Linked DNA regions of Homo sapiens: region 2 is linked to region 1. A link is an interaction called in ENCODE POLR2A ChIA-PET data of the cell type or tissue named here. Cell type or tissue: Caco-2. All regions are shown on one strand. Links, peaks and the distances in the headings refer to the core of each region. The heading gives the core; the rest is flanking DNA. Region 1 holds the start of LOC105378100 (a long non-coding RNA gene). Region 2 holds the start of LOC105378095 (a long non-coding RNA gene).

Region 1 (15,726 bases), core at 4,736-12,735:
TGTGCAATCTCTCTACGTTGAAATTTTCTCCACAAAGCTCAAAAGTATTCAGTCATCAGTTTTCTGCTGCTTCCTATTGCACAAACCGTTTCCTGTTCCCAGGACTGCTGACACTAGGACGTAAAGGGACAAACAGCCTGATGAAAAGGAGCCTCAGTCCTGGGCTGGCCCCATTGTCAGCAGCAACAACACTTGCTCTAAAGCTGGCCAGGGGTCGCCACCAAGACCCAGTGTTGAAAGCCACTGTGTCATTGCAGGACCAAGTGGAAAAGGAGAGGCTGCCTCCCTCCTGCGCCTGCCCTAGAAACAGTGGGCCTGGCAGTTAGTGGAGGGAGCTTAGGAGATCCCGTCTTCCGGAAGGTCCAGGAGCTCACCACGCCTGTTAGATTCCATGATGATATTCTAGCACAGAGAGTTGTGGGCTAACCCAGGGTTTAAACTGTGATGTCCAAGCAACTGTTGGGCTGCATTATGCCAGCTCAAGGGCTTTCTCCAATCCCTGCCCCGAGGTGGCCACCGCAGCAGTGTAGGAGAGTGAAGGAGCCAGAAGGGGGTCTGCCCCACCTGCCCACTCAGCAAACCATGCTTTTGGCTTACTTCACTAGATACTTGGAAAGCAATAGCAACAAGCTTTAATCAGATACCATGGGAAAACATAGCCCTTATTTTGAATCACCTAAAATCTGAAAGTGGAGAGACAAAAATATACGTACTTCACTAGTGGCTTCTGCAAGTTTGTTTTACTAGATCATGCAGGAAGCAGCTAGACAGCAGTGGCTCCTTCTACCTTCCCTGCACGTGCCTTGAAATCAGCTTCATCTCTCCTGGTAACCCCCTAGAAATTTCGCTTCAACGAGATTAGGTCCTTAAAATTATGACTTCTGCACCTCCTAGTCTTGTCACCACCTCCCAGCCCTGGGCCACACCTGTAGCCTCCAGAAAACTTACCAATGGAGTCAGGACTTTCTCTCAGTGGTTTTCAAGGTAACAAAGTGGCTTTCAGAGCCTCATCTCCAAATGAAGGCCAGGACACACACAATTAAATCAAGGTAGTTGAAAGGAAAAAGCTTTCAAATAAACCTTTCTGGGATTCAATTATGAGTCTTGCTTCACCGCGAATCACATACCCCATTGTAATACTAATCTTGAACAAAATTTCTATTTGCATCATATGTTTTCTTGCTCACCAAGAGGGCGACACATTACCAATAGATACCTGGGGACGTGCTTCAGTCTGAACTATAATTGAATCCCTGACATTATAAGGAACTTGGTAAGAATTTTCCTCTTGAAATCTATTTTTACAAAAGTGACTTATTGTGTACCTTGTGTGCAGTGATAATGCACTAAGTAAAGGTAATGCCAGAGACCACAGCAAAAACTTAGATGATCTGTTTTCACACCAGATTTCTCCGAAGCAAGATCACCATCACAGCACTGAGCTGCCGTTCACTTAGTAAGCCACACAAATCTGAATTCAGCACAAAGCCTTCCCTCTTCGTGCTTCCCCCGCCTCAAGCCTCAAGTTCAGCAGCTCCTGCCTCAGCCCTCTCCCATTCTCTCTGTCCTCATCGTGGTCTGTGGGTCCTTTCCCATCCTCCCCACAGCCTCTCCATGCAGAGTTTCTGAGGGGCCCTGAGTTACGCTAAACTTGAAACCTGCTGGTGTGATGTGATAGAATTTCTTATGTATAATATAACATATGCATATGAGTGCAACATGAACACCCCATAACCTTGTTCTTGATGTCTACTGTCGAACTTCCTGGATGTAAGACTTTCCTAGCATCTTAATACAGCTTTTTAAAAAATTGCCAACTTACCGGCTGGGCGTGATGGTTCACACCTGTAATCCCAGCCCTTTGGGAGGCCAAGGCAGGTGGATCACTTGAGGTCAGGAGTTCGAGACCAGCCTGGCCAACATGGCAAAACCCATCTCTACTACAAATACAAAAATTAGCTGGGCGTGGGTGGCGGGTGCCTGTAATCACAGCTGCTCAGGAAGCTAAGACAGGAGAATCGTTTGAACCAAGTAGGTGGTGGCTGCAGTGAGCCGAGATCACGCCACTGCACTCTAGCCTGAGCAACAGAGCGAGGCCTCATCTCAAAAAAAAAAATATTGCTAACATACAATTTCTCATTGTTATTTACCCTTCATTTGACATTGTATTCCATAGTCTCAACTTTATCTTTACAGCATTCATTCAAGAAAGGAAATAGGGATTACATGAGGAAAAAGAGAGCAAAGGAAAAAATTTCGATAAAGGAAATTGTCCTCCCTTCCCCCCCACCAAAAAAAAATTCTCCTTTGCTGGAAAGTGAACCTAAAAGCAGTTTTGCTTTTCAAAAGTTTTCTAAACACACACACATACGCATACACACACACACACGCATACACACACACACGCACACACGCACACAGTATTTCATGGCCTGTGCACCAGTTCTTGCCCTGCCGGCTCAAGGTCTAGCTTGTTTTTCCACCCCATAGTGTCAGGCAGGTCCAGCCCTCCTTTATGTCCTAGAGTTCGTGTTGGTGCCAGGCAGCTTCAGATTCTGTGCCCCATTTGAAATCATTTGCAAGATCTGAATTGTTAAAGAAAATACCCTGGTTCTGAGTAATGCTAACCACTGGAAAATATTAGAAAACATTTCAAAATAAGAGGGTCCTTGGATCTGTTATTTATTTCTTATTGGAATTGAATTAAATTACTGGTCGACATCACAAAACTAAAAATCTTTGTCATTCACCATATATTTTTCCCCTTTAAGAATCAACAGGAAGCCCCAGAGCTGGGGAGAAACCTTCCTACTAAGTGAACTTCACCGTTTGCTCTACCTGGGCCTGACCTGCACGGTAACCAGAAGCTTCCTGGGCCCAGCAGTTTCAACCAACTATTTCAGGAACCCGTGCTCACCCTTGGCAATAACAAGCCTCAGGTGATTTCAGCTGTCAAGTGTCTCTGATCCCCAGATTCTTACAAGGGAGCTTTGCAAAGCTTGTAGTCTCTCCTTCCTAATTTAATTTAAACTGCACTTGTGATAAAGAGGTAAGTGCGCGGCTTCTCCCTAATGCTACCACGAATTTCTATATGACACAGATCCTCCTTGGGGCTAAGAGTGAAGTGCTGGGAGTCTAAAAAGAACTGTGTCCATCCCCTGTGTCCTATGGCGTCTCCAGGGAGCTGCCATCCACCCAGCCCCCTCCCACCTGTCTCTTTTCTCCTCGGCCAGCCCCCAGCATGGAGGTGCCTACTGCACCCAGTGTCTCTGCCAGCCTCTTCCAGGGCCCACTGCAGAGCCAGGCACAGCTTCCCCAATCTCTCCTCATCCCTGCTGCCTCCAAAACAAACACAAATTAGAAAAAGGACATAGGAGTTTTGGTTATAGAAAGGTCAAAGAGTTTTAAAAATTACCGACATTGGGAAAATTACAAGGTTGCTAAAGAATCTGAAAAAACTACCAGCAGTGGTTCCCAGAGCTTGACCTCATTTATGTTTCAATGGAGACCTGGGTCAACTGCTTTGAATATTTCCGAAGCATTCTTATTCATCTTTTGTGTAGCTAGAGGTTGGTCTGCGCACGTTTGCTGTTACCGAGCTGTGCCTAGCTCTTGGGTCCAGGCCCAATCCCTGACCCTTTAACAAAGAAGACACTTCTCCTTCTCCCCTACAAAGGCCTCTCCCTTGGGCTTTAGGCTACTTGTTTTGACCTTCAGTTTGCCACCAGGGTCCATCATGGAGACCTCTTGGTTGAGGTCTTAGGGCTCTGCCCTCCTACCCCTCCCCCACAAAGATGTCCCCTCCGGGCCATTGTTCCCTTGCACTTGTCTTCCGTGTTCCTCCCTGATAGCTCTGTGCCTCTAGCGTACAGCACGATGTGGGTCTCTGTTGTTGAATTTAAATTGGCCCAGTGAGGCAATACAGCACAATGGGGAAAAGCTGTGTCTCGACTGGGTGCCATCGGGCAGGCAGCTTGAGCTCAGCCGTCCTCAGTCTTCTCAGCTGCAAAATGGGGATGCTAATTGTGAAAGGGAAATTAAAAATCGGGACCACAATTCACTCTGCCAAAAGAAAAATTAAGCTGAAAGCTGAGTCATGCAAGATGCGGCCTTTCCTTTTGTTCCTAAGCAGAGAGCTACAGATAAAAGCTTCAACATCTCCACAGGTAGCTTCTCAGTGTTCACCTTATGTTACATAAATTGCCAATTTACTGAGCACGATTTACTGAGTAGAGAGGAATACGTAACGACGATTCCCCTACCTGCTCCTTTTCTCTTTTCCCCTTTAAATATTGAAGCCCTCAAAATCAAGATTGGAGAAAGGCACACACCACAGATTGTTTCTGTGATTCCATGTTTATTTCTTCTGGGCATGTCCTTAACCTTGGGAAAATAAACTTCTAAATTGATTGAGACCTGTCTCCAAAACTTTTTGGTTTACATAATAATGCCCATTTTATCATGCTACCATGAGGATGACATTGGGCAATGATAACCCCCGACCTATGCCTGGAATACAGTGATTGCTCAATAAAAACTGGTTCTTATTATAATTCTTATTAATGTCTTTTTTAAAAAATCAATCTGCTCACTGATTTTTATTCTTTCTTAAAAAAATAGACTACCTTTAGACTGCCTCCTTTCATCATGCACAATGTGAGGCATTGGGGGTACAACGGGAAGTAATTGTCTCTGCCTTCCAGGAATTCTGCAGAGTGGTAAAGAGGGCAAGTACCAAAAATTACAGAGCAATGAGCTAGGTCTTGCAATGGGACTATCCTTGGTCTCCTGTGGGAATGTTGGATGAGAAGCAACTAACTCCACCTGAGGACTAGAACAGGGAGAGGCTGTGGAGAGAAGACTCCTAGAGGAGCTGACAAGAGTCAGACTGGACAAGACCAGAAGGGAATTGCCACAGGGGGAAGGAGGAAAGAAGGTCTTGCCCGGGGAAACCGTGGGTGCAGTCAGCGGGGATGGCTGGTCGTGCCCTCCATGGCCCTGGGCTGGTACAACAGTTGTTCTAATTTAATCTGTGGATCTAGTCTCCTTAGTAGTCATGCAGACTCAGTAGAGAACAACATTATGGAGCCTGCTTCTGTGAACATCCGTCTTTCAGCTTCAAAGCTCTACCTCCAGAACAGCCTTCCTTCGCGGCACAGTGCTTCACCTGAGGAACATATTAATAATATGACTCGCACTGTTTGAGCGCTTTCCATGTGCCCGGCACAATCTGGGCCTTTCAAACATCATCTCACGCAGTCCTCTCAAAAGTAATCCTGTGTGGTCATCTCGTTCTGTGTCAAATCCCGGCTCCAAACAGTTTCTACGTTGGCCCTTGGGCAAGTAACCTCACTGTGCCTCTGTTTCTTCATCTTCCAAAGGGGATGCCCAGCCCACCTCACAGGTTGATAAGGGGGCGATGGGAGTTAATATATGCAGAGCCCTTAGAACAGTCACCAACACGTGGTAAGAACTCAGTAACTGCTATTCGTGTGCCACTGCACATGCCTCTAGAGTTTTTTGTTTGTTTGTTTGTTTGAAATGGAGTCTCCCTCTGTCACCTAGGCTGGAGTGCAGTGGCACGGTCTCGGCTCACTGCGACCTCTGCCTCCCGGGTTCAACCAATCCTTCTGCCTCAGTCTCCAGAGTAGCTAGGATTACAGGTGCCCACCACCACGCCCACCTAATTTTTGTATTTTTAGTAAAGACGATGTTTCACCATATTTGTCAAGCTGGTCCCGAACTCCTGACCTCAGGTGATCCGCCTGCCTCAGCCTCCCAGTGTTGAGATTACAGGCGTGAGCCACCACGCCTGGCCAAGTGCCTCTAGATTTTTGACCCATTTGCAGAGTAGTGGGAAGAGGCAAAGATTGATAGCAGTTCAAAATTGGTTTTCTCTTGCTCTTGGGCACATAACTATTTCCATTTCCCACCTCCCATATGGCCATGTGTCTGAGTGCCAGCCAGTGGAATAGGAGCTGTACTCCTTCCAGCCTGGCCTACAAATCCGGCCCCTGCCTTCACCATCAGCTGTCTCATTCAGGCTAGAGGGAAAGGAGATGTGTTGAAGATGTGAGTCCCAAAATGAGAGCATGGAGAAGGTCATCCTTCAGGCCCGTCCACTGCACGGTTCCGTTGCGTAAATAAGAAACAAGCCTTCACACACTTGGCGAGCAGCCTAGCCAGCTTTTACTAACACGTGTGTGTCCAGAGCTCAGGGAAGGGCCAGCCTTGCAGTGCCTTGTGGGAGATACAGCTGTGGTCTGCTCAGCAGGTTCTACTTCCTCCTCCTCCTCCCCGTAAGAAACTCCCTCTCTTATGTGAGAATCTACAACATGATTTGCTGTGGCTTAATTTCTGCACCACCAAGTTGGCAGGCAGTGCACACACAGCCGAGGCTCCGAGCCATTGGCCACATGATCAGTTCTGGGGCAGCCTCTTGACCCATAATCAGTTATTGTGGCCTAATCAATTATTGCTGAAGCATTCAGGAGAAGGGGATCTCTCCTTTTGGGTGAGATTGCTGGCTTTAGAGGATGCAGATATCCTATGGATTCTTTCAAAGAAAGAAGCCAGCACAGGGGAAGCAGAGCCAATGTGGAAGAACAGTTCCTTAGGGCGTCGTTTCAACTCCAGCATCCATTAATGTTTGATTCACCTTCCTCAGTTACCTGGGTAATAAGCCTCCTTTGTGTTTAAGCTGATTAAAGCCAGTTTTCCCAGTACTTCCCAACTTACCAGCTTTGCCCATTACCTCCAGTTCCCTGGGCCTCAGCCCCACTCCCTCTAACACCTGCCTTGAGAGCTGTCTCGATAATCTCATCTTCACATTACATAAAATATTAAAATTCCTTAAATAATCAGTGACTGTAACAGGCATGGCTTCCACTGAGGGGAGAAGAGTATTAGTCACTCACACGTGGTCTCCATGGATAATACTCCTTCTTAGGAAAGGAGTCTTGCTATATACACTAGAACAAACAAGGTCCCATTAGCACAAACTCAGTAGAACTGCCCCTTTGTTTTATTGTGCTGAACTTTTGTCCTATTAAAGATTTTTAAAAGTAAATGGTGAATTTGGGGAGTTTGGAAATCTGCAAATTTCCTTCACAATGTGTTTCCTTGTACTAGAATTTAATTAATGATATTTTTATCTGTTTTTCATTTAAAGCAACATAGTTGCAACCCCAGAGATTTACAAAATCAGAAACATAAATTAATTTTTACCATTAGTTATACAGACTATCCTCCCAGCCTTCGCTTTAGTCTTTTGATTAAATACAGGCTATCCCCAAATATTTGATGGGCTAGTTCTGTAAAGTGTATATTCCACTTGTGTCTCAAACACTAGAATACCAGGCTTGTATTTTTTAATTTTGTTTTGGATTTTATTTTGAAATTCTTACTTGTATAAACCAATCCCTTATCAAAATAGAAAATTTTCAAAAGTTGCTTAACTTTGTCACTCTCCTCGTCTTTCATGCTGGTGAAAACCAGCCTGGCCATTTGACATTGAGGTTTTCTTTCTCCATATTCATCTCCAGGCTCTGAGTTCATTATTCCAGTGAAACCACGCTAAGGAAAAAAGACTTTCCTACCCTCCTCTCATCTGTTGAACTTTGGCTTCCTTCACTCTCCCTTGCTCTGCACACCCCAGCTCCTCCGAAATCAAATGTCAGGAGACTAACTCCGTGAAGAGTCTCTAAGAACAGAGTCCTAATCAATCTTGTTCATGTTGTGGGGAGGGGAGGGCTGGGAGTTCCTGTTTAAAGTATTCAGGATTTCTGCTGGGGATAATGACAAAGTTCTGGAAATCGTTGGTGATGGTTACACAACATTGTATATGTAGTTAATGCCAATGAATTGTACACTTTAAAATGGTCATATGGTAATTTTTAAGTATATTTTATCACAATGAATTTCTGTCTTGTATATTTGTATAAATTACTAAATAATAGTTGCATCATTCCTATGGATAGCAGCAGCTAAGAAGCCTGAAGAAGTCAGTCAAATAGAACGGGTAAAGAAATTTTGTTTCTTAAAAAAGTGCCCGACAGAACAAAGCACACGCACCCTTTGCCAACTGTCTTTGGGAAAAGGCTCTGTTCGCTCATGCGCAGAAGGAAGCCAGGCCGCGAGGATGTCGACCGGGGCAAGATGAATGACCCCCTGGAGACCGCAGGGTTTGTGTTCGAGTTTCCACCACCTTTTCATCCTTTTGTCCACCCCCCTGATTCACATGCAGATTAGCCCAGACCAACTCCCCTCTAAATACTCTTTTCACGCCGGTTGGAAGGTAGAAGTCTCATCTAAATATGCATGAGGCTTTTTCTCCCGGGTTTCTGATGCGCTCTTGTTGGATGTTGAGGAATTACGTTAATTAATGCGTGCCTGCACACACCGACACAGAAACCAGGCACGCACATGCACACACACACGCACCTGCACACACACACACACACACACACACACACACACACACACACAATCAGCTTTGTCAGATCCTCCTTCGGCACTCACCAAGCAGTTCCCATGAAAAGGAAGGAAGGAGAGAGGGGGAGGAGGAGAGATTTGAAATCTGTTGCCAGGGGAGAAATAAATGGTACAGCTTGATACAAAAGAAAGTACAAAGTTTCATCTTTGCTTTCTGGAGTTGCAAATCTAACTGTTGTTTCCAGTCAGTCCCAATGTAAAATAAGACAAGGCCATTGCAAACGCAGAACTGCCTGGCCTGGCTCTTCCCAGTGGTGAAGAAAAAGTTAAGGACAGAGTTTAAATGTTGGAAATAAGTTGTAAATTTGAAAATAAAGAACTCATCAATAGTTTGTTTAAGCAGGGCTTTAGGCAAATTCCTTCACCACAGATCATGTGAGTCTGGATCCCAGAAGGAGTTGTTAGGGTTTGTATTATACCGCCGTTTTCGCTGTCTTTTTCCCTCTGTCTCTTCTGTGGCTTTTAGATGCTGTTTTCATTAGGCTAGCTAAATTCCACTTTAAGATGAATTCACCCTAAATGTGTTTGCATGAAATTATATCGAGTTATGGCTTACAGTGTAAATCATCTTTAATTATAGGTAATCTTTATGATATTTTAACAGATAGGATAATATATTAGCACACTGGAACTGAGGTGCAGACACCTCAGTTAATGGCCTTAATATCACACTGCCAGCAACAGTCATCTTTCCAACCTTTAATCATCTCCCTCGCCTGCCCCTTCCTTTCTGTTCTCAGTGAACACAGAATGCCCAAGCAGCCCATCAGACCCTGGTCCGGAAGGGCCCAGGGCTCTGTCACTAACTTTCAAATTTGTGTATCATGACAGTAGGTTGAAAAGTGTATTTTTTCTGTGTGTGTGTTTTTTTAATATAACCCATCAACGGATACTGGTTTTCATTTCTAGATCTTAATATACTAAAATATGAAGATTTTGTTATTTTCAAAAATTCCTTCTTGATTCAAGCAATGAATAATTAGCGTAGCTCTCTTCATCCATCCTCACAGGGTACAAAAAGATTGGGAAATCCTGCTTCAGGCCCACACTGCTTCTCTAGCTGAAGGGAGGCAAAGCAGAAATAAATCTCCAACTTCCCTGAAGCATACGGAAGGCTTCCCTATGCATTTTGTGACAAACTGAAAATTAGTTGTTGATAATATTTCTTTCACATGAAAGTACAGAACGTACTCTATTCTCCATCCCAGACCCCACTCCAAACAAAATCTGTTATTTGAAGTCCACATAAATAACCGACTCTGGTCTATTTATGTAACTATTGTTGTAATCAGCATTACACATTCTTAGCTTACAACCAAGGTGTCTTTATGTTTCATCAATAAAAACTAAGATGGAATGTTCACACAGAAAGTGTTTTCTTTCATCTGCTACACTGACAGGGAATTGTCATACTCAGCGTTATTTCCTAGTCATTTATTACTGACTTGTCTGAATGAATAGGTACCTGGCTCTATCTAAGTTTAAAGAAAACTGTATCTACATTTTTTAAAGAAAAAGTTAGTGAAAGAGTTCAAAAAATTGTTCCAGATTCCTCCTGGGGGAGGTAATGCATTGCTTGGAAGGTATTTCAGAAGGGCATTTTGTAGAAAACTCTGGGAATCAGTGGGGGTATTCAGTAAATATTTTTGTGTGAATGTTGGATGGCTTTGATCAAGTAAATTAAATGCACACACACACTCTTAGTCATCATTTTATGCATAAATAAATATCTATACATAAACAGAACTATTACCTCTACTGATGGTGGATTACTGAGCTCAACTGTGTCCCACACTTCAAGTGGCTCCTGGCTCTGGGGTAGGCATTGCTGCCTTGTGTGAAGGGACCACCCCACATCCATCAACAGGTCTAGACAGAGACTGGCTTCCTCCCAGCTGACACTCAACAGAAAACGGTGGAGTTGGCCTTTTAACCGTGCACAGTGGATGGTCCTGATCTGCGTGGAGTAAGCTGAGGGTCTCCAAGAAGGCTTTCTTGGCTAAAAATATGTTCCGAGCCAGTGGACTTTAATTCTTTTAACAAAAATATTAGTCATGGAAATTTTAAGAATTAAAATTAAAGTTTAATTTTGCTGAGTTAATTAAAGTTATTAACCTTTAATATATAGATAGTATATATGTGAGTATATATATACATATATATCTTCTGGGTGGATGGCATTATCAAGTGCTAACCTCTGACTAAAATTAGAGGTTGGAATAACCTGAGCAGGAAAGAAAAAAGAAGGCTGTTTTTTGTTTTTCATTTTTGTTTGTTTGTTTGTTTTTGAGACAGAGTCTTGCTCTGTTGTCCAGACTGGAGTGCAGTGGCACAATCATGGTTTACTGCAGCCATTGCCTCCCAGGCTTAAGTGATCCTCCTGCCTCAGTCTCCCGAGTAGCTGGGACTACAGGCGCACATCACCAAACCTGGCTAATTTTTGTATTTTTGTAGAGTTGCAGTTTTGTCATGTTGCCCAGGCTGGTCTGAAACTCCTGAGCTCAAGCGACCTGCCTGTCTCTGCCTCCCAAAGTGCTGGAATTACAGGCGTGAGCCACCACGCCCATCCCAGCTCTGTTTTAAAACACAGAATCCACAAAGGAAGGAAAAGGTCAGGCCCTTGCAACAGTGTTCTGTGGAGGCACATACTAGAATGTACTGGAATAGGGTTCCCTGAAAGCCAAGATACAGGGGTTTTTTTAGGGAATGGGGAGGTGTAAGGTAGCACACAAGAGAAATGACCAGCAGGGCAGAGGGAGCTGGGGACAAACTTTGTTCAGTGTCGAAGTTTATCCATGAAAATGAAACTAACACAAAACTATTTTTTTACCTATAAAATGGAAAAGTATGTTTTAATTATATTATCCATGGTTAACAAGGAGAGGAAACAGACATTCTCATATACTGATGATAATACTATAAATTGATAGGAGATTTCTGCAAGGCAGTTTGGTAATAGTTATCAAAAGATTTAGGTTGTGTTGGGGGGCTATAATTTCACTTCTGGGAATTTATTTTATGTAAATAATCATGAAAGGGTAAAGTTATAGTAATATTTTTATTTTAAATAGAAAAACATAGAATTTTTATCTTATTAGTGTGGTTTCATTTTATTTTGCTTAGCCGTAATTTCTATAATGAGTTGATTATGTGATAAGACATCAGCAATAATATTTGTTAAGAAAAAAAGTGTGCCCATGGTCAGTGGGCTCCTTTGCTGTTTGTTGATTGAAAATTTCCCTTCCAGGGCCTTCATGGAAACTGCTCTGGTGTCACAGAAATATATCCAAGGATGGAGGTAAATCCCATGTGCAAATACTGTCAAAACAGTGCCTCTCCTGACACCAAAACAAAAACGTGAGAATTTCAGTGAAATAGTCATGCATTGAGTAAAGTACAAAAAATCTGAAAGTTTTAATAAACTCAAATATATCTTTCAGAAACCAGTATACAAATGATTTCTCATTTACCTTTTTAAATACAACTAAATACACACAAAATCTAAGCAACATTTAGCATTTTCACTCTAAAACTTGGAGACCTCATCTTTTATCTAACCTCTCTTTTTTCCAGTACAGCGTCATTACCATGGAGTTTCATGTAAGTAGAAAAGCTTTGCAGAACCTCTTTTCTCAAACAAGAACCTATCCGAATCTGTATTAAAATGGCAAGGAATAAATGAAAATATCTATATGAAGTCTTAACTCAGAATTGAAATATTAAAAGTGACCGTTTTGCGTTGTCTCTTTCTCACAAAGCTTTATCTCATGGCATGATTTTTACTCCTCAGACATTTTCAAATATTTGATCCCTGAAGCTTTCACCCAACTCACTGCAAAGTTTAAAAATACTGCCTATTCCAAAGTGATTACACATGGTTCTCAAACATGATAGGAACTGGCAGACCAGCCCCCAGCTGTTTCCATGGAGACACTGGGAGTGGCAGTTATGCATTGTGAGATTTCTCCAGCCTGAAACTGTTACTGCCCTAGACTGAGACATACATGTTTCACAGCTAAGCCTGAATCCAAAATGAAATTAAAAGTTTACTGGCTAAATGCCAAATTCAAAACTACCCTGACCTGTCTTCCTCTGTTCTCTGACAGTGTGTACGTGTACAAGCTCGTCTGAAAAGAGTTGGCTTGTAAATGGGAGAAGCTGTCCAAGAAGTATTCTCACAATGAAATAATCATTTTATTTTGTCCATACCGACAAACAACCAGTCAATTCAGCTGGAGGAAAAAACAAACAAACAAACAAACATTTTATTTTCCAAATTTGTAATGAGTTCGCTTAATTATTTTTGGTTTATTGTGTTATCTACATAGTTGAATCTTAAATCTGAATTTTCATAACCTAAGGAAGGAGTCCCACTGAGTGATGTTTTATGTTACAATCATTTTACTGTAATCAATATTTAAGCGTATGGTAAAGGCAGCTAATATTGTGTCATAAACACTTCAAGTGAGTCACAGAACTCATTTCACCTGGAGGCTATGGAAGAGCCCTGGGCTTCCGCATTCCCTCCCTGACTCCTACTATGTCCACCTTTAATAGTTTTGTATGTGTCACTCCCTAAAACAACAACAACAAAAATGCAACTTGAAAACCACAGATCCATTCTAGCCTTTTACTCAGTTCACCCCTGTACAGCATTGCACAAAGACATGGAAACCAGCACAGATGACATTTGGAGACTACCAACCTTGGCTACTTGCCTTCAAGGAGCATTTATGTCATTTAAAAAGTTGCTGTACTTTAGCTTAGTGGCAGCCTTCTTTCCACCATTTTAGTATCTGCCATCGATTTTTCCATAAAAAACTGAGTGCCAGATCTTGGCTTTTCTTGACTGTTTAAGCTCGATATCAGGAAGAAAATGAGGAGTAAGACTTACATAACCTTACATTTTAAGGATAATTCATCTATAAAATCATTCAGCTTCCCTGAACTATGTGAATGGAATTTGTTTGCATGAATGTAATTCCACCAAAGGCTTCTAAACTGTGAACTAATCACATGATGTAATTCTGGAGGTTTCCCAAAATTAATCTTTGCATTAATTATCTTTTGCTCTCTTTTTATGTGTCATCTTGCCTTTTCACATTCCATTAGGTATCAAAACCAAGAGAGACAAAGTACAAGCTATTTATATTTTATCAAGTCTCAAGATAATGGAAAATATTTTATACCAATTAGAACTGCAGAAAAGCCAGGTGGTTCCTACACCCATATTTTGGCAGGATGCAAAAGAGCAAATAATTATGGGCGATACCTTAAAACACTTATTAAACAAAATCTTAAGAAGGATAGTGATTTCACTAAATTTTATTTTATTTTATTTTTTTGAGACAGAGTCTCGCTCTGTCGCCCAGGCTGGAGTGCAGTGGCACAGTCTCGGCTCACTGCAACCTCCGTCTCCTGGGTTCAAGCGATTCTTTTGCATCATCCTCCTGAGTAGCTGGGACTACAGGCGCCCGCCACCACCCCTGGCTAATTTTTGTATTTTTGGTAGAGACGGGGTTTCCCCATTTTGTCCATGCTGGTCTCAAACTCCTGAGCTCGTGATCCACCTGCCTCAGCCTCCCAAAGTGCTGGAATTACAGGCATGAGCCACTGCGCCTGGCCTTTATTTTTATTCTTTATTGAAATGAACCTGTGTGTGCACATGTGTCTGTGTGTTTGTGTGTATGTACAGATGTATAATGAGGTATGGTTAGAATGAACATTGCTTCAAGTCCTATTTCTTCACAGGCTGATTGACAGTGGGGAAGTCACCTCACTTCTCTAAACCTTACTTTTCTCATCTAAAATTACAGCTAACAATGCTTGTTCCATCTGTTTCCATTTTGTCATGAAAATCAAAGGAGGTAGTGGATGTGAAATTTTACTGATTACATATATAGGATCCAAATAACATGCAGTGGTGAATAACATAATTATACCAGTAACTCAATGTAGGATTTGGGGTGACCTGTTTGTCTTTAATGAGCCTATATTTCTTCACATATGAAAATGGTATTGAAGTGGATAGAAGTGATATTGCAGCATAACCTTGAGGACAGATAGATTTCTTACAACTGTTTTCTTTTCTTTTTTCTTTTCTTTTTTTGAGACGGAGTTTCGCTATTGTTGCCCAGGCTGTCGTGCAATGGTGCGATCTCGGCTCACAGCAACCTCCACCTCCCAGATTCAAGTGCTTCTCCTGCCTCAGCCTCCTGAGTAGCTGGGATTACAGGCATGTGCCACCACACTCAGCTAATTTTGTATTTTTAGTAGAGACAGGGTTTCTCCATGTTGGTCAGGCTGGTCTTGAACTCCCGACCTCAGGTGATCTGCCCATCTCAGCCTCCCAAAGTGCTGAGATTACAGGGGTGAGCCACCGAGCCCAGCCTTTTGTTTTCTTAAGTAACCAAAATTCAACTTGAAATAGTTTTTTTTTTTTTTGTCTCTTTTGTTTGTTTGTTTGTTTGTTTTTGCTCTGTCAGCCAGGCTGGAGTACAGTGGCATGATCTTGGCTCACTGCAACCTCTGCCTCCAGGGTTCAAGTGATTCTCCTGCCTCAGCCTCCCAAGTAGCTGGGATTACAGGCACCCACCACCATGCTGGGCTAATTTTTGTATTTTTAATAGAGATGGGGGTTTCGCCATGTTAGCCAGGATAGTCTCAAACTCCAGACCTCAGATGTTTTCCCCCTTCGGCCTCCCACAGTGTCAACTTGAAATAGCTTAAGCAAAGAAAGAAAAGGTTTTTACTGAAAGTCTCAAATAACCATGGAAAGGGCAAGGAAGCAACTGAGCTTTAGAAACCACTGGAACCAGGGGCTGGAGTGCTAACAAGACTTTCTCCTTTCTCTTCTCCCTGCATGTTATTTCACTTTCTCAGACAAACCTCCTGCATATGGCTGAATGCTAAGCCACCAGCTACTCCTGCCCTCACATCTCACAACTTTGCTGCAAGAAAAAACAAAACAGAACATCTTGGCTAAAACTGCCCACCTCCTTACCCCAAGCTTGATGCCAGCTGAAGAGTCCCAGGAGACCAGTTGGCTTAGCCCGGGTCAGAGGCCCTGGATGGGAGTGGATGATTGGTAGCCATCATTTGCACCTGATGGTTAGAGTGTGAGAGAAGCAGTCTTCCTGAAGAAGAGAGGTGGTGTCCTCAGAAAAGAGGAAGGGTACAAGGTTGTGAAAGCAATAAATGCTCACGCAAAAGAGGGTTGACCCAAGGTCTGGC
Region 2 (15,726 bases), core at 5,103-13,102, 190 kb after region 1:
GGGGTCAGTGTTGAGGACGTGGCCATGGAAAGCACTCATAGCCCTTGGAAGGAGTTCTGTTGAAGAGAGAAGCAGAGAAGAGGCAATACCCATAAGGGGATGTGGGGGCAAAAAGGAATTTATTTCTAGCATGAAAATTGCAGTAGAAAGTGGAATAATTATAGAAATTAACTTCTTGGGTAGATAACAGAGGATGGAATTCAGTACAGCCAGAATTCAGCATCTATCTGTGTTAGATAACTGCACAGAGATTGCTGTATCCATCATACGAGGAGGGAAAGTGAGATATGAGGACAGAGAGAGGTAAGTTGATAAAAGTTTTCAGTGGGAAGATGTGCTAGTCTTCATGTGATAGTTTCTGTTTTCTTTTGGAGAAGAGGAAGCTAATTTATTCGCAAAGAATGAAGAATACAACACCCCTAAGAGTGCAAATATGAATTTCCTAGGGCAGGGGCCCCAGCCTTTTTGGCATCAGGGACCAGTCTCACCCAACACAATTTTTCCATGGACCAGTGTCGGGGAGGGTTTCACGGTTCAAGTGCATTACATTGATTGTGCACTTTATTTCTATAATCATTACATTGTAATATATAATGAAATAATTATACACCTCACCATAATGTAAAATCAGTGGGGGCCCTAAGCTTGTCTTCCTGCAACTAGATGGTCCCATCTGTGATGGGGTGATGGGAGACAGTGGCAGATCATCAGGCATTAGATTCTCACAAGGTGCACACAGCCTGGATCCCTGAGATGCACAGTTCACAACACAGTTCACACTCCTGTGAGAATCCAATGCTGCTGCTGATCTGACAGGAGGCGGAGCTCAGGCAGTAAAGCGAGCAATGAGAGCAACCCTAAATAGAGATGAAATGAAGCCTTGCTCACCTGCCCACTGCTCACCTCCTGCTGTGCAGCTGCTTCCTAACAGAGCACAGACCAGTGCCAGTCCATGGCCCGGGGGCTGGGGACCCCTACCCCGGGAACCCCTACCCTCGGGGTATGTAGAAAGATTGTTGCCTATTTGAGAATCATGATCAAAGGTTTCAAGTGAGCGGATGCCCCTCCTCCCCTCCTGAGCAGACTGCGTGGACGTGGGCTTTGTATCTGTGACTGGGCCTCCCCTGGAACCCTGGCCTTCCTGTCCAGGGACTGGCGTATGCCTAGACCTGCCTATCACCTGCTCTGTTGGGATTGGGCTCCCGTTGGGGGTGAGTTTCCTGAGTCTGAGCTTTCCTTTGGTGCTTGCCAGGAGCTTGTTTTAGCCTTTGGGCATCATACCTACAACAATCGGGCTGCACCCCTAGCTTCTGCAGGGAGCGGTACATTCCCAGGCCTCATTTAGTCAGGCTAAGCCTCTATCGCCAAGCCTGGTTCTGCCCATCCCAGAGTCTTTCACACTTGTGCCCAGACCCCAGTCCTATTAGGACTCAACGGAAGTTTTGAATGAAAATTGGGAAGATTCACTTGCAAAGGCGTGCTGGTGGAATGCTTGTGGGTATTTCAAAGTTCCTCATGGAGAATGTAATTCTGTAGATACAGCAAGTATAAACGATCATTGCTTTTATATGGATTATTGGAGGATTTAATTAGACAATGCAAGTTGAAAGCAAGCACATTGAATATTGTAAAGTTGCAGTGCTAGTTAAAGACAGCAGAACCTTAAATAATAGGTGGTTTTGTTCTTGGAAGAGGGTTTCCTAAATATAAATAATTAAAATAAATTGGACAGCAAATTGGGGGAAAATATAGCAATGTTGCCAAATACGACAGCATCTCACACTATGATAAAGTTGTATCTCTGCGTTGTGTGTACATGTGCATATGTATGCACACGCATGTGTGTACGGGGGCTGGGTGCGCTGAAGGGTAGATGGATGGTGTTTATTGAGGGCTGGGTGAAGTAGTCAGACTCAACTTGATTTTTCTAAGCCATTAAGCTCTCATTTGCATTTTAGATATTCTATTTATCAGCTATCCTTGCTTTACATTAATTATAGTTTTCAAGCATTTGTAAATATTTCCTTAAAAATCCTGCCTTCAGTTTGTGTTCCTCTTCGTTTTTCTTCCCCTTTTCTCTTGAGAGCAGCCTGTGAATCGATGGTTTCATTACTGTCTTCTGCCCATCCTCCACCAGGTTTTTGTCTAAGTTCCTCCACCTTGGTTTCCTTGGTGATGTGCAAGCCCCTCGGTTTCCAGCCCTTGCCCTTGGTGCTGGCTCCACTGGGGACAGACACTGCTTTATGGCCCTCCTTTCACATCTCCACATCACCCTGGTGTCCCAGATCCCTCAAAGTGCATGACAAGGCAGCTGTCCCCAGATGCTCTTTACAACGGCCAGCTCTCTATTAGACAACACAGGAAAAACTTTCTTTCTCACGTCCTCTGGACACAGAAAAGAGGGAAAAGTCTACATTTCATGTGTTCAATTGAAAAATGATCTCTAAAATTACTTAAGACTCATGGATCCTTCTCTTCCCAGCCGGGCTTCTGATGAGCACATCCTACACTTACTGCTGCGGTTCCTGACCTTCAGTGCACTTTACAGCCACCCAAAAGCAGGCTTTGTCTCAAACACTTCCTGGAAATCGCTTTTGCTGAGGCCACTGTTGATCTCCTAAACAATAAATCCAATGGGTATGCTTCAGTATTTGTCTATTTGTCCTTTCTGAAGCATTGGGAGATTTTGATCTTTTATTCTTGACTTTTCTGTCTCTCCTGTCATTCTCAAGCCTTTTCCTCTTCCTACCCAGTTAAATGTTGGGGTTTCCAGGGTTCCACCAGGGGCCATTACTCGTCATTGCTTTATGTTGTCCTTGGGTGATCTCATTAACCACCACAGTCATGCATGTGGCTACCTTTCCAGCCCAGATTGCTCATAAATAGCTCTAAGATATATATTCTATTTGTTTATTGGCTGTTTCTACCTCGATGTCCCATGAGCATCTTAAATGCAACAGAACTAGAAATAAAATTATCATATTTCCCTAAAACATCCTCTTTCTAAATTTGGCATTAGATTAATGATATCAGGATCAACCTAGTCAAGGAGAATGGAATCTACTAAATTGACTCCAGAAGAGACAGAAAACAGAACAATATAACAATGCATGCTATTAAAGCTATTGCTAAATTAACATAAAAATATGCCATGCCAAGATGGCGTTAGAAGCAAATTAATTCCACTTTCCATGGAATGATATTTCTCTATTTAAGCTTATTTAAACTATTATAGAAAGAATCCTCCAAAATTCTTTTAAATAATGACAGCATACCACTGACACTGAAAGATGATAGAATAGTTCTAAAATAGATGATTATCTTGAATATTACAAAAATCTTTACATAATTACCAAAGAAATTTAGCAGTACATTGCACAAAAAAAAAATGCCGTGACTGAGTGGCATTTATTTCCTGAATACATGGGTAGATAAAAAAAAATTACAAATGGGTCAAATTAATATATACTAGTAATATATTAGAGGAGGTAAATTATATAACTTACATAGAAGGTAGGAGAAGAGGCATGTTAACAAATGTCAACCTTCATTTCTGATGTTAAAAATCAGTGGTAAGGCAAGAATTGACAGATTTCTTTTTTAAGCCAGCATGAAGCTTAATGATAAAATGCTAAAACATACCTATTAAAGTGTGGAATAAGACGAGGATCCTAACCATTGCTACAACTACTTAAAACTGCCATTGAAATGGCAGCCAACAGTGTTAAATGAGAAATAACTAGAAAGTTTGAATACTGGAAAGAAGAATTACAACAACCTGAAAACATAAAGAGAATTACCCAAAAGATTACAAAATATACCTACATAGCTGCACTATATATAAATAATTATCAGTGAGAAAATATAGTAAAAGACATTGAAATAAGTACACCATTTACAACAGCAAACAAATAAAACAAAATAAAAATTAAAAAAAGATTAAATATATATGAATGGATTTAAAAGATGATGTATAAATTTATATAAAGAAAACTTTAAAACTCTACTGAGAGACTTAAAAGAAGGCTTAATGATGTCATACTTTAAAAGTATAACAACTGTACCCAAAGTGTTCTGTAAATTCAATGTGACCTTTTCTGGAAAACCAGAAAGTCTAGATTTCTTATGAGAAGGAAAAATAAACGTGTGAGAATATCTTGGAAAACTGTGGAAAGAATGGGTAGAAACTCCCCAGTAAGATAATAAAACTCTGCTGTCCAATATGGTAGCCACTAGCCACATGTGGCTATTTGAAATTTAAGTTTAAATTAATTAGAAATTTATAAAATAAAAAATTCACGTCCTTAGTCACACTAGCCACATCTCCAGGCTCAATGTGATGGTGGCTACTATACTGGACAGAGTAAACAGTGAATATTTTCATCATTGTAGACGGTTCTATTGGACAATACTCTACCGAAGCATGTTATTAATGAAAAGAGTTTGGTTGGCCCTGGAGAAGAAATAGTTAAGAACAGAATCGAGTCCAAAAGTAGATCAAAATAAAGTAGAATTTAGATTGTGATATAGGTTGTGTTTCAAAGGTGGGAAAAAGAGAGGCTACTTTTTATATGGTGTTGGGGCAATTGACTAATCATTTTAAAAAATGTACAGCTAGATCTTTATCTCATTATTTAAACCAATGTAAATTTCAGTTAGAGCAAATAATTAAAATGTAAAAACAGAATTAAGCAAAATCCCTTACTGTCCTTGAGGAAAAGATCAATGGATTTATTTGTAAACTTTAAGTGGGGGTATTCGTAATACCTATAACTGACAAAGGGTTAATTTCCTTAATTTACAAATAACTAATACCAATCAATGAGAAAAAAATAACCAAAACAATAGAAAAATGGGTAAAGGATATACATAGAGGCTTCATAAAAAAAGTATAAATGGTCAATGATCACATGAAAAGATACTAAACTTCATTTATCACCAAAAAGAACCTAAATAGTTCAGTGTATATTCCCTACAAACAAGGACATTCTCCTACATAATCGTAACACAAGCACTGAAATGCAACAAACACCGGTATATTACTACCACTTTATCCCCAACTCATTCACATATTGCCAGTTGTCCCAATAACATCCTTAATAGCAAAAAGATCAATCCAGAATCACATGTTGCATTATTTGTGATGTCTCTTTATTCTCCTATCTAAAACAGTTCTTCAGTTTTGTTTTGTTTTTTTTTTCCTTGACTTTCATGCCCTGGACATTTTAAAAGGTTACAGGGCAGTTTTGTTTTTTAAAAATTGAACATCCCTCAATTGGGGTTTGTCTGACACTTCCTAATGATTAGAGTCAGGTTTTGCATTTCTGGCAGATATATCCCACTGTGCTCCATCAGCTGCCACGTGCTTTTAATTTGTCCATTTCATAGCCATGTTAACCTTGATCCTTCAATTAAGATTGTCAGTTTCTGGTTGGGCATGGTGGCTCATGCCTGTAATCCCAGCACTTTGGGAGGCCAAGGCGGGTGGATCACGAGGTCAGGAGATCAAGACCATCCTGGCTAACAAGGTGAAACCCCATGTCTAATAAAAATACAAAAAATTAGCTGGGCGTGGTGGTGGGTGCCTGTAGTTCCAGCTACTCGGGAGGCTGAGGCAGGAGAATGGCATGAACCTGGGAGGCATAGCTTGCAGTGAGCCGAGATCGTGCCACTGCAATCCAGCCTGGGCGATGAGCGAGACTCCGTCTCAAAAAAAAAAAAAAGATTATCAGTTTCCAAAGTAAAGTTACTCTTCTTCCCTTTATAATTAATGTGCATTTTGTTGGGAGATAATATGAAATAATGGTAAATATACAATTTTTCATCAAACTTTTATTCATTTATTCATTTATATTAATATGGAGTCATTAATTCCTAATGTAGTCTATGGGTTATAGCCCATTTTACTATCATTTATTTTGAAGGTCAAAGGGTCCCTGACTTGGCAATTGGGCAACCCTTTTGAGCCAGCATCTGTGTCCCCTGCACATGTCTCCTTTGCTCTTTAAGCATTTTCTTTCTTTTTGACATGGCTCTGTTCCAAGATCATTCTTGGACTTTTCCTGCCTTAGTTCTGGAATTGGCCATTTCTCAAGGAGCTTTGGTTCCTTTTTAGGGAGAATGGTACTTAGAAACCAAAATCCAGGTACCAGATGTGCTCACTGCTTTTGGGGTGCCACTGCTCCCGGGCCCTCACAGTGAACATAGCTATACACACATACACATAGTTACAACCATGCTCATTTCCACAGCTACCTTTATCTATAATGAAAATCATGAGTTTATGCCAGTATCTCAACTCTAATCCAATACCCCAGAGTATTTTCAAATTCTCTATCTTTTCATATTTGTAACTCTCTTGGCTCCCATTATCCTTTTTATATTTATTCATTTGATCTACCCCTGTATGTAACCAATATCCCACTGCTCTGTACTCCTTCTTCATCCCAATGCAGATGCCTTTCTGGTCACTCTGGTATTCTGATCCCACTTGCAGGGCCATTGGCAGTGCTTCCCAACCACACAGATGTCTTCCTCACTCTTCTTAGGCCCTGACACCCCTCCCTGGACCACAGTGGCTCCCTCTGCCACTGCAGGTAGACGCTGACTGCACGTGCTCAGCTCCATTTGGTGGCTTTGGGCTGAATTATTGAGGAAGAGGAAGAGAATGAGCACTGCATTATGCTACCCTCCCCTCATACCCTCATGACCTGTTTGCTTATTTTCCTAGTTACAAACCAGACTTGGTAGGAGTGCAAAACCAAGAGGCTCAACCATTTCGACTGCTTACATTGGTAACTCTTATAGGGGGAGGAACGAGGAAGTCATCTTTTACTACGGGAAGATATACCATATTAAGTAGAATGTTTTCATGAGTCATTTTATTATGCGCAATTGATTTAAATACCGAGAATTACAACAAATGTGTTCTTGTCCAAAGGCTTCTGTAAAAACTCCATTACATAGATATATGCCTAGATTCTAAGTTATGAAAAATAATCAAATACGGTAAAGGTGCAAGTCCACCTGTGTATATAAGCTTGATATTTCCATGCTATTGGTAGATAAGATAAATTTAAAAAATTTGTTCATCATGGGGAATTTTAAGACAATTATTTAAATTGACCTCAGCTATCTGTCCCTTTACTCTATAAAACAGTGACTTTACCATATGGTAAATATTATGGAAACCAAGTGTTAATGTTTTCATTAAACCAATGATGGAATAGTACACAGGATTATAAAATGTTTCTGTGAAGTATGAGACAGTTGCATAATTTACACATAAGCATTGAAGAATCACTACATAGCCTGGAGGAGAATTGCTAACTCTGTCAAAAAAAGGTCAGCTTTAAGTGTTGCTGTCATAATGGTAGAGTTAAGAGCCAAAGGGAATTTAAAAAAAAGGTGGTGGGAGAGAAAGATTCTGTGATAGAATCTATCATGTAAGCCTAGGAGAAAAAATTTAGTATTGTCAAATAAGGCTCCAGTGAAGTAATGAAGAATTTTATTAAGTTCTTATTATTTGAACGAAGACATTTTTCCATTTTAAGACACTTCAGATCTGTTTAATGTGTGTTTAAATAGGGCATAAAACCAACCAGACAGTTCACCAGGTCAACTTTTGGCTGCCTTGGGATGAACCACATTTTTCCCCCCAATACAGCTATTCACTGATTTAAAGAGCTTGCTGTTTCTTACTTAACATGTCCTATATCTTCCATTGAACTGAAGAGAGTTTTCCTTTTCAAATATTCAAGGTTATGCCCTTCAGTACAAACTGGGTGCAACAAAGAACAGAAATTATTTTGTTCTCAGCAAAAGTAAGGGGAAGAGATACATGTATTTAACAGAGAAATTTAGTGGCTGCTTCAGTATGCGTTAACCAATTTAATCCCTTCAACATGCCTCTGCAGTAGATATCATCCATGTGCTTTGGAAGAGGAAGTTAATGCTCAGAGGTTATGGTCCTCAGCCCATAGAAATGGGTGCATCCGCTTGGAAGCTCCACCTTCTAAGGCCATGGTGAGTGCTCTGTCCACTCTGGTGGTCTCTGCTTTATTTTCAGTGGGGATATTTTTTAATGAAGGCCCTCCAGTGAATTTTCTTTGTCCTCATGTTCAACACTTACTGTGTTGAATTGAATACTTGGCACTTTTTCACATTTTAGAAAGATATTCTGCATTATAGAATGGATTACACATTGGTATTACAATATCTAAACTTTGATAGTTCTATAAATGCTTTAGAAGGAATATATTTGGGTCACAGGTAAAGTCCATTAAAGAGCAGAAAGTTAGTACATTATTCTGTCCTTCTGTTCATCGTCTGGATGTAATTGTCTGTGTACTCACCTGACTGCTCTGTAATCTTTAATAAGATTTTTAAAAGTATGTGGAAGCGTAGGCCGTGACTCTCATGAGCATGACGGGTGACAATGGTCCTCATGGAGACATTTGCCAAAGCTCAATTAACAAGACATTTGGTAGAGAACTGAGGTCCCCCAACAGGCGTGGTTTGATGTTCATGGAGACTTTTAGGGGCTCGGCTCAAGAACTTCACACATATACTCTTACTGTGCAATGGAGGGTTGATTTCAATTGACTGTCTTTGCCTTGTTCACTGCTGAGTTGCAATGGCTTTTCTTTCTTTAAAAGAAAGAATGTGAAGGTAAAATAAAGAATATGTTTGTGTACTTTAGACATATGGAAGTTTTCAGTTGTTAGTTTACAGTACGATATTTACAATATGATATTTCCTTTGTGTCACATGCTTTACATCAAATTATGGCTTGGATATGTTGTCTTGTTCAGGTATTAACTAGGTTGATGTATGCTTATTTCATGCATTATGAAAAAGTCAATACAAAGGAAAATTCAAAACTCAGTAATGTCATAATATTCCTTTAGAATAAACATTATGTAGCAGTTGTCTCATTTTGTGTTACCCTCATCTGTGAAATTAGGCAATCCCTGTAGCATAACCTGTCAATATTAACAATTATTTGTTGTGGGTATCATTCAATCTCTACTTTATGCCCAACCACTCAATGTAGTTTTCTTTTAATTATAGATTTAGAAATTGATTAATGAAATATAAAATGCCAGATCAACTTACAACTACTTTCAACCTTGCCCATCCAAATCCATTTCTCGTCCTTTTGCAAAGCTCCACTTTCATGCTGAGGCGGACTGCCACATTAATACTGCTTAGATCTACTCCAGCTAGTCTGCACTAAGGCTACTGACTATTCTTTATTAAGGCTACTGAGAAATTTGGATGGTAAGATGCTCTATTTCAGGGCCACTCATCACGTTTCCTGATAAATACTAACAACAGTTCACTGTGTACTTCCTTTACTAAATGCACTCAACTTCTAGTCAACTGGGAAAGGTGTCAGAAAAATGTGCCTAATATTGCTCACGACCTTATTTAGTAAATGAATGTGAGTGCCAGCCTATAGATTACTTTGTCTTGTGCTTCTATTTGTAGCTGCTCACAGATCCAGCTTGCCTATCCACTCCTGTGAGATCTCCTTTTAAAGAAAATTTAACACAGAGGGGGAAAATGTAATAAATTTGGAGAAAAACATCATTTCACATTAGCTAATGTGCTTTTCTGTTTAATAATCTAACATTCGGCATTAGACAAATATTTTTGTAGACCGGTACTTTGTTTTCTTTTTCTCTTGTTAGCATTGTAACATCAATTCTAAGAGATGCTAATCCACATAGTTTGAGGTGGATATTTACATTAATGAAATGTATGTCTAAAGTGTTCCTTTCTCCAAGTTAGTTCACATTTTATTCCATGCAAAGAAGATATATCTTGGGGGATTATAAGTAATATTTGAGCATTCTTTTTAGGAGCCACTGCACTAAAATCCTAGGAAGTGATACCAAAAAAGATGGAAATCCAAACGTGTGCTTAGCCAAATTAGCTTCAAATCCAATAGCACACTAAAAATAGCTAAATAAAATGCACATTTATTTGTTATTTTATTTCTGGACTTTTAATCACAGAATTGATTTATTAATATAGAGAAGATGCTAATTTTAACATGATAACCTGACAATCTTTTTTTTTTAAAAAAAGTAAAATGTAGCTTAGATTCTGATCTCTGCAATTATCCTTTTTCTAATTTGTATACTATACTAGCACTACCACCGTCATCTTCATTGAAGGTACTATGTTATGTCTTAGGACAAGAAAAGAAGAGAAAAAAGAAAAGAAAAGAAAATCTCCAATATAGTCTATGAATAAAAGTGGTTTCAGTTCTTTACAGAGTATTTGCTTTATGTAGTAAATAAAGCAAAAATAATCTTTGGACTCGATTGTGCAATATAAGCTAGTTTACTAACAGGATAACACCAAGTTTAACTACAATAGAATTCAAATTGGCTATTAAGTTATGCTCATGTAGACAGTGGCAATATGTTAGACAACTGTGAAGAGAGAAGGAAGCATTGCCCGACCGTCTGTGGCCCCAAACAGGCCACTTCCATATGCTCCCCAACGCCTGGCAGCTTTGCTGCCCAAGTCCCCACTCCTTCTCAGCGACATCCATATGGTATCCACAGATTGAGAGCTTGCCTTTCTTTCTAAGACAGGCACAATCTCACTTGGTATTCTATTGCGCTGAATATTTGTGAACAGTGATTCATATTTTTATTGCAAAAATAAGATTATGGATTCTAATTCTTCCACTTTCATTATAAGAGACACTTATGGATCCTGACAGTCTTATATTTTAATTTTGTAGAAAGAAATGAGATGCTTGCATTTTAATCTAATATTAAAATGGAGCAGGCTACCATCCATGCCTCCATTCTATCTGGGCACACGCTGAGTGCTGGGCGTTAAGTGTGAAGAGCAGCTCCCTCAAGCATCTCATCATGTAGTGATGAGCCAGGAAACAGGGATGGGAAACACAACTGGGTGTGAGTGTCCTTGTTTCCATGTGCTATTCTCACATCTAAACCGTAGGGAGTTGAATATCATGGAAATGTCTGATGTGTAATGAGCACAAATGTGAGCCAAGGAAATAAAAATCGATTTCAGTATTTCTTGAGGATGTGTTTATTTTTATGTTGCAAATTTTAGGCCTTATACCTTCATTTCTTTGCTCATTGATCATTTGTTATTTTCAGACTTTTGAAACCCTGGGTATCACCTGTTCCATTTGGAGAAACTTAATAGGCTGTGGTCATTATTTTCATTTCAGCAGACAGACTACCCATACTCTAAATTATAAATAAAACAATGAGGGAACAGATCACTTTCTAAAAGGAAAGCTTGCTTTCTTAGTAAGAGATAAATACCACTGGGACCAGAGATTAAAAACAAATGTGTGTTCTGCGACTGAAATCATTTCATTTAAAGAAATCTCTCACTTTCTACAAAGCGTATTTAAAAAACAGAATGTCAAAAGTGATATGTTGACAAATATTGACTATTTATTAAGAAAAGAAATAAAATCCTAGCGAAATGTCCCACACGAACCAAACTGACCTGATAGCAAAGTGAACATACTTATAAACAGCGGTAAAAGAAAAAAAATGAAGTATGATATTTTCAGAATTGAGGAAAAGGAAAGCAAATATTAGCACCTTCTCTTAATCAACCTTCCTGAGTTGAGTGTTAATTTTGCATTTCTTTCTCTCTCAGAGAATTCAACCAGATCTGGATTTGAGATTACTTGTGACAAAGCTTCTCTGGGGAAACTTAAGAGACTGTTCTCCCCATTCCCTGTGAGGGGACAGCTTCTCCAAGAGTCTGAGAAATATTTCTTTTTTGGGGGTTTACTTTCCTTTTCTTCTATTTTTTAACTTTTATTTTGGGCTCAGGGGTACATGTGTCTCAGATGTTTGGTGTACAGATTATTTTTTCACCCAGGTACTAAGCATAGTACCTGATAAGTAGATTTTTGATCCTCTCCCTTCTCCCAGCCTCCAGCCTCAAGTAATCCCTGAAGCCTGTTGTTCTCCTCTTTGTGTCTATGTGTTCTTGTTTATTCCCACTTATAAGTGAGAACATGTGGGATTTGTTTTTCTGTTCCTGTGTTAGCTTGCTTAGGATAAAAGCTCTATCCATGTTGCTGCAAAAGCCATGATCCCATTCTTTTTCATGGCTGCATAGTATTCCATGGTATGTATGTACTACATTTTTTATCCAGTCTACCACTGATGGGCATTTAGGTTGATTTCATGTCTTTGCTATTGTGAAGAGTGTTGTCATGAATATACACGTGCACGTGTCTTTATGGTAAAATGATTTATATTACTTCAGGTATATACCCAATAAGGAGATTGCTGGGTCAAATGGTAATTCTGTTTTAAGTTCTTTGAGGAATCACCACACTGCTTTCCACAATGGCTGAACTAATTTACACTCCCCCACCAGCAGTGTATAGCATTCTCTTTTCTCTGCAACCTTGTCAGCATCTGTTATTTTTTTACTTTTTAGCAATAGCCATTCTGAGTGGTGTGAGATGGTATCTCATTGTGGATTTGATTTGCATTTCTGTAATGATCAGTGATGTGAAGCATTTTTTCACATGCTTGTTGGTCATTTGTGTCTTATTTTGAAAAATGTCTGTTCATGTCATTTGCCCACTTTTGAATGGGGTTGTTTGGTTTTTGCCCGTAAATTCCTTTAAGTTCCTTATAGATTCTGAATTTTAGGCCTTTGTCAGATGCATAGTTTGGAAATATTTCCTCCCATTCTGTAGGTTATCTGTTTACTCTGTCAATGGTTTCCTTTGCTGTGCAGAAGCTCTTTAGTTTAATTAGGTCCCATTTGTAAATTTTTGTTTTTGTTGCAACATCTTTTGGTGTCTTTGTCATGAAATCTTTGCTAGATCCTATGTCCAGAATGGTATTTCTGAGGTTATCTTCCAGGGTTTTTGTAGTTTTAGGTTTTACATTTAAGTATTTTATCCATCTTGAGTTGATTTTTGTGCACAGTATAAGGAAGGGGTCCAGTTTGAATCTTCTGCGTATGGCTAGCCAGCTATCCCACCACCATTTATTGAATAGGGAGTCCTTTCCCTATTGCTTTTGTCAAGTTTGTCAAAGATCAGATGGTTGTAGGTGTGCAGCCTTATTTCTGGGCTGTCTATTCTGTTCCATTGGTTTATGTGTCTGTTTTTATACCAGTACATGCTGTTTTGGTTACTGTAGCCTTGTCATATAGTTTGAAGTTGGGTAATGTGTTCCCTCCAGCTTTGTTCTTTTTGCTTAAGATTTCCTTGGCTATTCAGTCTCTTTTTGGTTCCACATAAATTTTAAAATTGTTTTTTCTAATTCTATGAAGAATGTCATTGGTAGATTAATTGGAATAGCATCGAATCTGTAAATTGCTTTGGGCAGTATGGCCATTTTAACAATATTGATTCTTCTATCCATAAGCATGAAATGTTTTTCCATTTGTTTGTGTCATCTCTGATTTCTTTGAGCAGTCTTTTGCAATTCTCACTGCAGAGATCTTTCACCTCCATGGTTAGCTATACCCTAGGTATTTATTCTTTCTGTGACTATTGTGAATGGGATTGTGTTCTTGATTTGGCTCTCAGCTTGGCTGTTGTTGGTGTACAGGAAAGCTAGTGGTTTTTGTACATTGATTTTATATCCTGAAACTTTGCTAAAGTTGCTTATCAGATCAAGGAGGTCTTGAGCAGAGGCTATGGGGTTTTGTAGGTATAGAATCATATTGTCTGCAAATAGGGATAGTTTGACTTCCTCTCTTTTTCTTTCTTTCTCATGCCCGATTGCCCTGGTCAGGACTTCCAGAAACATTTCTTATGCACCTCCCATTGCCTCTCCATGGGGCATGGCTTAATGAGTCTCTCTTTTCCTCCATTCTTAGCTCCTGACAATCTGCAGGGGTGCTCTGACCATGGGCTCTTCTTATTAGTGTGTTCTACCTCTCCTCGTTTCTAGATCTTTCATGCATTACAGCCCCGGGTTTCCAGGGTCCCACTTGTGATTGGTGGGGGTAGAGGAGAAGAGAAAGAGGACAAGGATAACAGATGGGATGGGTGTTTCATCTCTGTCAGTGTTTCCCATATGCATATAAAAACACACAGAAAAATATTAAACCAAGGGGAAAAGGTTAGAATTTTTGTATTGGCACATATAATCTAGAGAAAATTGAATGCAGTAATAACATAAAGGTGGATTCAAATTTATAAGGAAAGGACTTGAAGCCCCAATAGTCTGTCAGTTGTCTATTAAAATATATAAATACTTCTAGAGGAAAATTACCTTGAGGCCAAGCTAATGTTAACAATCCATGTCACACATTTTTATAAAGATCTGCAAACACTATTACCTGTGTTCATGAATGGCTATAAATGAAATGACAAAGATTTAGCCCTTTAGGTAAGAAACTCCCAAACCCTATCACAGGATTCAGGTTGGATATCACTTCATATTTTTAGTTCATTTAAAATTAGTCATAATTTTCTTAGAAATCACTATGTATCATGAAAATAGGCAATTAGTTCCGACTATTTGCATGTGCAGTCTATTTTCACCTTACAGGATCCTAATTAAAACATGATCACACCTCACTCAGGTATGAAATGCCGCCAACAACTATACCCCAATATGATTTGTGGAACATTGTGGAAAATGTGTACTGAATCATTTGCAGAAACCTCTATTAGCTAGAAACAGCTTTTACATGCATCAGCTCAATGACAGGTAAGTTCTCTTTATTTTATTGTAAAAGTAATTAGCCTTTTGAAACTACAAGACCAGAACTGCATTGGTATACTGCCTGTTGCCCTTTCTGATGAGCTGGTGACACCATGTATTTTAATAAGCTCAGAATTTGCTATTATTGTCCTATGGATTCAGAAAGAGCGGATTATCTTCTCCTTCAGGGCCCTGCCAGCGTGATGCGCTGAAGCAGTTGTTCTATGGGCTAATGAGCTGAACGAGGAAAACTCATCACCAACCCAAAACCCGAGGCAAACAAAGTTTCTTTCCTTAACAAAATAAATCTTCAGAAGTGATGCATGTGATCCACAGTGAGGGTGTTTCCTTCTTCTACAATGTTTGGTGGGTTTTTTTGTTTGTTTGTTTGTTTTTGAGACGGAATCTCGCTCTGTCGCCCGGCTGGAGTGCAATGGCGCAATCTCGGCTCACTGCAACCTCCGCCTCCTGGGCTCAAGTGATTCTCCTGCCTCAGCCTCCTGAGTAGCTGGGACCACAGGCACATGTCACCACACCCGGCTAAATTTTGTATTTTTGGTAGAGATGGGGTTTCACCACGTTGGCCAGGCTGGTCTTGAACTCCTGACCTCAGGTGATCTGCCTGCCTCAACCTCTCAAAGTGCTGGGATTACTGCTGGGATTACAGGTGTGAGCCGCCGTGCCTGGTCCCATCTACAGTGCTTTTGAGTGAGGATAATTGTGGGTCAGCAGGCCAGGAAGATGAGGAACGGCCCGATGTACCTATTCCCTGACTAGCAGCTGTGGCAAGCAGGCAACCGAAGGTGCTTCCCCCACAGCCCCTTCCGACTTTGTGGCTCCTCTAAAACTTGTTTTTGGAGAACGCACTCCACAGTCTATCAATCAGACTAGAGATGAAAAGGCACCCAGAGATTGAATTCTCACAGTCTGACTTGGGATCCTGGCCTCCCGACCACTCCTTCAATGTTCTGTATTTATAACTCCATGTGAAAGTACTTGCTGAAGCCCAGATAATCTAGCTTTTTAT

Evidence for each region. ChIA-PET counts read pairs that join two places held together with the same protein. Peaks named below come from ENCODE experiments on the same cell type or tissue, not always from the same donor. Only the 100,000 strongest peaks of a DNase experiment are listed, where the experiment ranks them.
Region 2: POLR2A ChIA-PET joins it to region 1 with 12 read pairs; 2 of 35 experiments call an interaction of 5 or more read pairs at or near these places.

What each region holds. Positions count from the first base shown.
Region 1 is chr6:163,389,502-163,405,227 of GRCh38, reverse strand. It overlaps LOC105378100 (a long non-coding RNA gene), which reads left to right and starts at 11,580. Exons shown (of 4, transcript XR_943208.3): 1 at 11,580-12,093; 2 at 12,600-13,376; 3 at 14,310-14,416; 4 at 15,376-15,726. RefSeq lists a silencer at 12,317-12,611. In Caco-2, for the core only: no CTCF peak of the experiment used is centred there; no DNase peak of the experiment used is centred there.
Region 2 is chr6:163,202,781-163,218,506 of GRCh38, reverse strand. The region is part of intron 4 of PACRG (parkin coregulated); the gene reads right to left. LOC105378095 (a long non-coding RNA gene) reads right to left here and starts at 9,231. Exons shown (of 2, transcript XR_943198.3): 1 at 9,118-9,231; 2 at 6,867-8,648. In Caco-2, for the core only: no CTCF peak of the experiment used is centred there; no DNase peak of the experiment used is centred there.